Regions from separate parts of the Homo sapiens genome. Here region 1 is linked to region 2. Evidence: read pairs that join two places in POLR2A ChIA-PET (ENCODE). Cell type or tissue: OCI-LY7. All regions are shown on one strand. Each heading gives the region's core, and the rest is flanking DNA. Links, peaks and the distances in the headings are about the cores only.

Region 1 (4,122 bases), core at 1-4,000, 200 kb before region 2:
CAAACTGTGTTCAGATAAGACAAACACCAATCTGTAACCAATCTGGCTGGTTTCTATATCTCACGTGTGTTTTCTGTACTTCATTTTCCTTTCTGTCCATAAATCTTCCACCACGTGGCTGCACTGGAGTCTCTGAGCCCACTCTGGCATGAGAGGCTGCCTGATTCTTGAATTGTTCTTTGCTCAGTTAAACACTGTGAAACTTACCTGAGCTAAAGTTTTCCTTTTAACACTGAGCATCCTGTATTTTATCTGTTAACCCTGGATTGATATTTACAACTTCTTTCTTCCATACCCATTCTATGTTCCTTTGGTTCTTTTACTTCATGAGGTGACCCAAACTTCATTCCTGAAGGGTCTGAGTCCTTGGTTATTCTGCTTGTATTGAGTCACTTGAGGCTTTCATTAACACTGTCACTGAACCTGGCAATCCTCAGAGATATTTCAGGGGATCCCCTGGATACGATGGACTCCTTGTCTCCGTTGTATGGCAGCAACAGCTTCTCGGTGGACAGTCAGGGTCAGTCTTCCTCTTAGAGCTCTTGGTCCTGAGGCAAAGCGACAGCGGGGCAGCCTTTACTTCCGGTTCAAAAAAAGCTATGCAGTGTCCATTCCTGGCGGCATTCTCCCTTGGACACTGAGGCCTCTGAACCTTCAATGGAATGGGAAGACAATATTTTGTCAGAGGCTTTCAGGTAGGAGGACAATGGTAGCACTGTAGGTCCCCAGTGTCGCCTAGAAAAACAATATGGAATGAGGAGAAAAGATAAAATTATGCAACAGCAAGCCCTCAGGATAACTTGGAGACAAGAATGCTCAAACTTAAAAAGAACAAGAAAAACAAATAACATAGAAATTACCTGGCCGGGCGTGGTGACTCACGTTTGTAATCCCAGCACTTTGGGAGGTTGAGGTGGACAGATTCCTTGAGCCCAGGAGTTCGAAACTAGCCTGGGCAACATGGTGAAAACCTGTCTTTACAAAAAATACAAAAATTAGCTGGGTGTGGTTGTGTGCACCTGCAGTTCTAGCTACTTGGGAGGCTGAGATATGAGGATTATTTGAGCCTAGGAGGTCCAGGCTGTACTGAGCTTTGATTGCACCACTGCACTCCAGCCTGGGTGACAGAGTGAGACAAGAAAGAAAGAAAAAAGAAAGAAAGAGAAGAGAAGAAAAGAAAGAAAAAGGAAAAACAAATGGCAGCTCAGACTTTCCTTCCCACGCACCCATTCCAGCCCCACCTGCCACAAGACTGGCTGAGGAAAACTGGGGCAAAGGAGAGGAGGGAGTTGTAATGGGGCTTAAGCTTGATCTAAGACCTCACCAAAAACACTAAGTACACCTTGAGCCTGAAAATGTTCAAAAGTGTCTGCAGTAGTGTCAGAGCTGGGACAATAGGTGGGAGGTTTAAAAGTACACGTGAGGCCAGGCACGGTGGCTCACGCCTGTAATCCCAGCACTTTGGGAGGCCAAGACGGGTGGATCACCTGAGGTCAGGAGTTCGAGACCAGCCTGGCCAACATGGTGAAATCCCATCTCTACTAAAAATACAAAATTAGTCAGGTATGGTGGCATGTGCCTGTAGTCCCAGCTACTCAGGAGGCTAAGGCAGGAGAATCGCTTGAACCGAGGAGGTGGAGGTTGCAGTGAGCTGAGACTGTGCCACTGCACTCCAGCCTGGATGACAGAGCGAGACTTTGTCTCAAAAAAAAGTTATACGTGAAATGTGAAGCCACAGTCTTGGAAACACATAGATCCTTGGGGAGCAACTACCCACAAAAGAAAGGAAAAGTGTCCTTTGGCATTTGGGTGTGAAGAGAGAGGCAAATGGAGAAGTTTAATTGCCCTCCAAGACAAAAAAAAAAAGAAGGCCCACAACCCCCACCCCTGCAAAAACAAATTCACTAAAGCATCTGGACTTCACAATGTTGCCAGAAGAGGGCGTGTTATCTAGGGATCTTGTAAAACACCCAATACCACAAAAATGAATAATGAAAAGATAGGTTCATACAGCTATTGCAAAATATCAGAAAATGAATTTCATCACATATGAACCAAGGAAAATTCACACAAACCTCTGAAACAATAGCCATGAAGAAGAAGAAAGCTGTAATACAACACTAAACAGAACCAAATATATGCAAAACAAGCATTTGAAGACATGCAAAACCATTTTGGGTGGGAAATTTAAAAACAAAGAACAGAAATAGACAAAATAGAGGAAGAAATGAAAATAGATTTGGTTGAACTCAGGAAAGAAATGGAATAAACAGACAAAATTATCTAGAAGTAAAGATTAAATTACAAGATGCCCAAGGGAGAATAAATTCAAATAAAAATTTAATAAGGGGCATTGAAGGAATACAGGTAACCAAGCAAGAGAATGAAAATGAGATAAAGAAGTAGGCTGGGTCCAAAGAAAGTAATGGAAACAGAATATACTCAAAGAAGGAATCACATGTGTATTATTGGAGTCCCTGAAGAAAAAATAAACAAGTAAACCACAACTAATATTTAACACTGTAAGAAAACTGTCCAGGAGCAAAAACTCTGCACATTGGAAGAGCCCACTGGGAATGTGGGCAGATTCACTCAGTGTGATCAACTTTGAAACATATCCTAGTAAAACTCTAATTTCAAAGACTCTTTTTTTTTTTTTTTTTTTTTTTGAAACGGAGTCTCACTCTGTCAACCAGGCTGGAGTGCAGTGGCATGATCTTGGCTCACTGCAACCTCCACCTCCTGGATTCAAGTGATTGTCCTGCCTCAGCCTCCTGAGTAACTGGGATTACAGTCACCTGACACCACGCCCGGATAATTTTTGTATTTTTGGTAGAGACGAGGTTTCGCCATGTTGGCCAGGCTGGTCTGGAACTCCTGACGTCAGGTAATCTGCCCACCTCGGCCTCCCAAAGTACTGGGATTACAGGTGTGAGCCACTGTGCCCAGCCTCAAAGACTCTTTTAAAAAAACCCTCAAGGACTCCAGGCAAAAAGATCAAATAACTCACAAAGGCAAAATAATTAAATAATGAGAATGACAGCAGACTTTTTTTTTTTGAGACGGAGTCTCGCTCTGTTGCCCAGGCAGGAGTGCGATGGCGCGATCTCGGCTCACTGCAGGCTCCGCCTCCCAGGTTCACACCATTCTCCTGCCTCAGCCTCCCGAGTAGCTGGGACTACAGGTGCCCACCACCACACCCGGCTAATTTTTTGTATTTTTTTTTAGTAGAGACGGGGTTTCACCATGTTAGCCAGATGGTCTTGATCTCCTGACCTCATGATCCGCCGGCCTCCGACTCCCAAAGTGCTGGGATTACAGGCGTGAGCCACTGCGCCAGGCCAACAGCAGACTTTTTAAACCAGCATACAAAGCAAGACAGCAATGGAGCAGCAGGTTTTAGACATTACACCTTTACAAGTGTGAGCCAGGATTTTATATTCAGACAAACTATCCTTCAAGTATCATGATTATAGGAAACAATTTTCTGTTTTTCAGTAAGTACCTATGGAATTCTGCACCCATGAGCCAGTCTGATAGAGATGTGTTTCATCCACACCAAAGAGAACGATTATAAATACTATATATGGGCTGAGCATGGTGGCTCACACCTGTAATTCCAGCACTTTGGGAGGTCAAGGTAGGAAGATAGCTTGAGGCCAGGTGTTTGAGAACAGCCTGGGCAACATAGTGAGACCCTGTCTCTACAAAAATTAAAAAAAAAAAAAAGAAAAAACACAACAGCCAAGTGTGGTGGCGCATGCCTGAAGTCCTAGCTGCTCAGGAGGCTGAGGCAGGAGGATGGCAGCTTGAGCCCAGGAGTTCAAGGTTGCAGTAAGCCATGATCACACCACTGCACTCCAGCCTGGGTGACAGGGTGAGGCCTTGTCTCAAAAAAAAAAAAGAAAAAGAAGGCCGGGCACGGTGACTCATGCCTGTAATCCCAGCACTTTGGGAGGTCAAGGCGGGCAGATGACTTGAGGTCAGGAGTTTAAGACCAGCCTGCCCAACATGGTGAAACCCCGTCTCTACTAAAGATACAAAAATTAGCTGGGTGTTGTGGTGGGTGCCTATAATCCCAGCTACTCAGGAGGCTGAGGCAGGAGAATCACTTGAACCTGG
Region 2 (5,973 bases), core at 1,019-5,018:
TCTGCATGCTCGGTGTCCCAGTCTGTCTCCTCGCTGCCTCCCGAGGCCTGGAACTGAAGCAAAGTTCGCCCCGAAGCCGACCGTTCTTTGAAGTTGAAATCCTCAAAAAGCCTGCAGACTGAATAGCGCTGTACTGGGCACGCGCATTGCGCTTCCAGCCGCCCTTGGGTGCTGCGTGCTGGGCCGGGTCGGGTTGGGGCCTTCCTACATACTCTTGCGACCATTAGGCTCTTCTTGGGTGAGTTGCAAGTTAAAATTACCAGGGCTCTCTGAACATGGACCTTGGTGCTTTTTTTCTCTCTCCCTCTTCCGTGTTCTTTTTCAAACGCATCTTCTCCCTTATTAGATTCAGAGAAGCCAGACAGGGCAGGCAGGGGTCCTCAGATGTGCAGTCTGCAGGGCCTGAGGTTGTACACCAGGGCAGTGGAAAAGCAGCTAGGACTTGGACTTTCACAGTTACATCGACATTCTCCTCTTCCGGATGGCACATGCCCCCTCAATCTGACCTGAAGTCCCTTCCTCCTGGCCCCCTCTTCCTTCCACGTAGAACCCCTGGAACTGTCATTCTTGCTGCCTCCTGCTTACGTGGAGAGCCCTGTGTCCCTTTCACATCTCCATCTACCAGTCAGGCTCTTGGGCAGCAGCGTACCTGACTTAGGGCCTGTACCACAAGTCGTTTCTATCAGGCTGAATAGAGCCACCGTTTTTTGTGTGTTTGTTTGGTTTGGTTTGTATTTTTTGTAGAGATGGGGTTTCGTCATGTTGCCCAGGCTGGTCTCCAACTCCTGGACTCAAGTGATCCTCACACCTCAGCCTCCCAAAGTGCTGGGATTACAGCGAAGAGCCACAGCACCTAGCCTGAGGCTGACTAGAGGAACTGTCTCTGAACCATCTCTTGGACTCCAGCCTGTATGCACAGACCCCCAGGTTATTACCGTCTCCAGCTCCCAGCCCTACCCTGAATTCCTCAGTGCGCCGACTATGTCACCATCATGGCCAATATCCACTCAACTGTCTATTCTGCCTCGCACCTACAAAGAGCCTTACATGAGTCCTCTCACTTAATCTCTCCAATTTACTCCTCATGACAACCTTACATATCCCCACATAAGCAGGAAACTGAATAATTATTTTAAAATACAGTGTCGTTCTTGTACTAAAAACCATCTGGCTGCCCGATACTGTGGCTCACGCCTGTAACCCCAGCACATTGGGAGGCCGAGGCGGGCAGATGTCTTGAGATCAGGAGTTCAAGACCAGCCTGGCCAACATAGTGAAACCCCTTCTCTACTAAAAATACAAAAATTAGCCAGGTGTGGTGGCGGGCGCCCGTAATCCCAGCTACTCGGGAGGCTGAACCAGGAGAATTGCTTGAACCGGGAGGCAGAAGTTGCAGTGAGCCGAGATCACACCACTGCACTCCAGCCTGGGCAACAGAGTGAGACTCTATCTAAAAAAAAAAAAAGCCATTTGGCATCTCCCATCACACTTAGACAAAAATCCAAAGTCCTTGTTATGGTCTCCAAGGTCCTATAAATCTGGTCCTTGACCCCCCAAATCCAGACAACACATAGAGAGATGCACACACATCTCCCATCCTTCCTGCATCCCTCTTCTCCCACTGCTCAAGAGGACTCTTGTCCCTTTTCTCCTCTCAGGGCCTCTCACCATCTTAAGTTCCACTGTAGGGTGGACAAGACGCAGAACTGGAATGAGGCAGGCCTGGGTTTGATCCTGGATCTATTTACTGTATCACCTGGAGTAGTTTACTTCATCGCTGTGGACTTCAATTTCTCATCTGTAAAACAGGGCCAGTAGACCAGGTGCTGTGGCTCACACCTATAATCTCAGCACTCTGGGAGGACATGCAGGAGGATTGCTTGAGACCAGCCTGGACAGCATAGTAAGAACCCATCTCTAAGAAATATATGTATTTTTTAAATTAGCTGGTGCAGTAGCATGCACTTGTAGTCCCAGCTACTCAGGAGGCTGAGTGGGAGGATTGCTCCCAGCCCAGGAGATCCAGGCTGCAGTGGGCCATGATCAGGCTTCTGCATTGCAACCTGGGTGACAGAGCGAGACCCTGACTCAAAATAAAAATGGGGCCACTTATGCCTATTTGTTGCTTGTTTGTTTTTTGAGATGGAGTCTCTGTCACCCAACCTGGAGTGAAGTGGCGCAATTCTCGGCTCACTGCCACCTCCACCTTCCAGGTTCAAGCAATTCTTGTGCCTCACCCACTGGAGTGGGATTACAGGCATGCGCCACCACAGCTGGCTAATTTTTTTTTTTTTTTTGAGACGGCATCTTGCTCTGTTGCCCAGGCTGGAGTGCAATGGTGCGATCTCGGCTCACTGCAAGCTCTGCCTCCTGGATTCACGCCATTCTCCTGCCTCAGCCTCCCAAGTAGCTGGGACTACAGGCACCTGCCACCACGCCCGATTAATTTTTTTTGCATTTTTAGTAGAGACAGGATTTCACTGTGTTAGCCACGATGGTCTCGATCTCCTGACCTCGTGATCTGCCCGTCTCGGCCTCCCAAAGTGCTGGGATTATAGGCATGAGCCACCGCGCCCAGCCAATTTTTTAAATTTTTATTTCTAGTAGAGACGGTGTTTCACCATGTTGGCCAGACTAGTCTCAAGCTCCCGACTTCAGGTGATCTGCCCACCTCAGCCTCCCAAAGTGGTAGGATTACAGGCCTGAGCCACCGCGCCAGCTTCAAAGATGTTTATCTAGGGAACAGCTATGGAAGATGGAGATAGTGTCTCCCTCCAGAGCAAAGGACAGCCATGCTTACTGGCTTTGAGTTTCCTAAGCTTAGGGTCCTCTCCCACAATGTAATTCGCTCTGTGTGCCCACACTTGCCTGAGCCCATCAGCATCACCCCCATGGGACTTAGGGTCAAAAGGAACTAACGGAAATATGCTGGTGCTCATGCTGTTTGCTGCACAGCGATCAAGTCCTTTGTCTCTGACCCAGGACTCTCCTGTATTCTGCCAGCATTCTTGAACCTGACGGGCTACCTTGGTAGCTTGCAAGTGGGTAAGATCTCAGATGCTTCACAGTCCTTGACATAGAAGGTGCTCACAGGTGTTGGTGGTAAAACCTATTCGCAGCAGTCACAGTGGACAGGCCAGTGTCTGTGGAGCAATGGGCTTGGGCTCTTTCACACCCTTCCCTTGCCGACAATATATCACACCTTCAGCCAGGCATGGTGGCTCACAACTTTAATCCCAGCACTTTGGGAGGTCAAGACTGGCAGATCACTTGAGGTCAGGAGTTCGAGACCAGCCTGGCCAACATAGTGAAACCCCATCTCTACTAAAAATACAAAAACTAGCTGGGCATGGTGGTGCGAGCCTGTAGTTCCAGCTACTCATGAGGCTGAGACGGGAATTGCTTGAACTGGGAGGCGGAGGTTGCAGTGAGTGGAGATCCTGCCACTGCACTCCAGCCTGGGCAACAGAGCATGGAGTCAGGGAAGAGAAAGGAGGGAAAGGAGGAGGGGGAGGGGGAGGGAAGGGAATCACAGTTTCATGTGAGCCAGTCCAAATTGGTCCCTCCTTGTGGCACTGATGACATGGCTGTAGTTAGGCTCTTTTCTGGGTGATAGAGCACCCCACAGCAGCTCAGTCATGCACAGCTCAATTACAGCTCCCCCTGGGCTGGCTGATTTGGTGGGGATGGTTCACATGGCAACAAGTGGCCTATGCCATGTTGCCTGGCCTCTGAAAAACGTAACTTATCATTTGTATTTTCACACAGGCACTGAAAAGGGGTCAGCTATTCTTTTTTTTTTTTTTTTTTTTTTGGTTTTCACTGCAATGTGAATCACCTTGACATTTCTGTGAAACAGGAAGTGGCTGGATGATACAACAATAAAAATAATCACACTCAACTTGGTGTGTGTGTTTTCTTTGGGCCAGGCACTGTGTTAAGAGCTCTTTATGAAGTATTTCGCTTATTCCTTAGGACAACACTGGCAGCTAGGTCTTATCATCATTCCCAATTTGCAAATGAGGAGGCTGAGGCCTGGAGTAGTGAGAGATGTATCCACAGTCACCCAGTTGGGAGTGGCAGGGCTGGGGCTCCCGGCTGGCAGCCAGTGTACCTCTTGAGCCTGAGCTCTTACCAGTAGATTTCTCCCGTGCTCAAAAGGCGGGGAAGAGTGGCAGGGCAGAAGGGCCCCCTGATTTATCAAGCGTGAAGGTAGTTTCATCTCATTTCCAATCCCAACTCTCAGTGTCCATCGTTTTACTACCCACAGTAAGTGGCACATTAGAGGGGTTTAATAGCCACTTTCAGTAAAGTGTCTTTGGAGAGAAATGCTTTAGGGCAACCTTGTCCCCTCCAGGCCTTCATCACTTCCATCCCTCATCTTTAAAGCTGATGAGCAAGGCCGGGCGCAGTGGTTCATGCCTGTAATCCCACACTTTGGGAGGCCGAGGCGGGCAGATCACCTGAGGCCAGGAGTTCGAGATCAGCCTGACCAACATGGTGAAACCTCATCTCTACTAAAAATACAAAAATCAGTTGGGAGTGGTGGTGGTGGCTGCCTGTAATCCCAGCTACTCAGGAAGCCGTGACACAAGAATCGATTGAACCCAGGAAGTGGAGGCTGCAGTGAGCTGAGATTGTGCCACTGCACTCCAGCCTGGCAACAGAGTGAGACTCTGTCTCAAAAAAAAAATAAAACTGATGAGTGTGACCCCCTTCCCTTCTACCCACCCACCCCCTCGCCAAGAGCCATTTCTTTCTTCAGAGCCCAGAAGCTTCCCAAAGACATTCAGAACTCAGAGGGACAACACATGGAGGCGGCACAGCCTCTGACACACAGTCAGCCCTCGTGGCACGGTGGCTCTCCACCAGCAGCCCGTCTCTCACCACCCTGCCCATCTTGGCTTGCAGATCCAGACAATGATGAAAAGGTCTCACATATCCTGAGTGCTTACTATTTGGCAGGCATCTGCTAAGGGCTTCATAAATATCAGCCCACTGATTCCCTGCTTATTTTTATTTTTATTTTTATTTTTGAGACAGAGTCTCATTCTGTCGCCCAGGCTGGAGTGCAGTGGCACGATCTCGGTTCACTGCAACCTCTACCTCCTGAGTAGCTGGGATTACAGGCGTGTACCACCACATCCAGCCAATTTTTGTATTTTTGGCAGATGGAGTTTCACCATGTTGGCCAGGCTAGTCTCGAACTCCTGACCTCAAGTGATCCACCCACCTCGGCCTCCCAAAGTGCTGGGATTACAGGTGTGAGCTACCACACCCGGACTTCCCTGTTAATTTTTTTTTTTTTTTTTGGTGGGGGGGAACGGGGTCTTGCTCTGTTGCCAGGCTGGAGTGCAGTGGCGCAATCTCGGCTCACTGCAACCTCTGCTTCCTGGGTTCAAGCAATTCTCCTGCCTCAGCCTCCTGAGGACTAAGACGCGCACCACCACGTCTGGCTAATTTTTGCATTTTTAGTAGAAATGGGGTTTCACCATGTTGGCCAGGATGGTCTCAATCTCCTGACCTTGTGATCCATCCACCTCGGCCTCCCAAAGTGCTCGGATTACAGGCGTGAGCCACCGTGCCCGGCCTTTTTTTTTTTTTTTTTTTTTTGAGACAGAGTCCCACTCTGTCACCCAGGCTGGAGTGCAGTGGCGCCATCTCGGCTCACTGCAGCCTCTGCCTCCTGGGTTCAAGCGATTCTTGTGCCTCAGCCTCCCAAGCAGCTGGAATACAGGTGTGCGCCACCACACCCAGCTAATGTTTTGTATTTTTAGCAGAGACAGGGTTTCGCCATGTTGGCCAGGCCGGTCTCGAACTCCTGGCCTCAAGCAATCTGCTCACCTCGGTCTCCCAAAGTGCTGAGATTACAGGCATGAGTCACTGAGACTGGCCTCATTCCCTGTTTAAAAATGAGGAAAGCCAGGTGCAGGGTTGTGTGCCTGTAATCACAGCTACTCAGGAGGCTGAGCG

The links. ChIA-PET counts read pairs that join two places held together with the same protein. Peaks named below come from ENCODE experiments on the same cell type or tissue, not always from the same donor. Only the 100,000 strongest peaks of a DNase experiment are listed, where the experiment ranks them.
Region 1: POLR2A ChIA-PET joins it to region 2 with 5 read pairs; 1 of 35 experiments calls an interaction of 5 or more read pairs at or near these places.

What each region holds. Positions count from the first base shown.
Region 1 is chr11:65,767,805-65,771,926 of GRCh38, reverse strand. No RefSeq gene overlaps it. Among named protein-coding and RNA genes, the nearest start is that of AP5B1, 11 kb to the left of the region's middle. In OCI-LY7, for the core only: a CTCF peak has its summit at 1,934 (motif pointing right); a DNase peak (open chromatin) is centred at 1,946.
Region 2 is chr11:65,563,961-65,569,933 of GRCh38, reverse strand. It overlaps ZNRD2-DT (ZNRD2 divergent transcript), which reads left to right. Exons shown (of 1, transcript NR_038923.1): 1 at 1-714. Among named protein-coding and RNA genes, the nearest start is that of ZNRD2-DT, 3.5 kb to the left of the region's middle. RefSeq lists an enhancer at 1-99. In OCI-LY7, for the core only: no CTCF peak of the experiment used is centred there; no DNase peak of the experiment used is centred there; H3K4me3 peaks cover 582 bases; H3K27ac peaks cover 1,136 bases.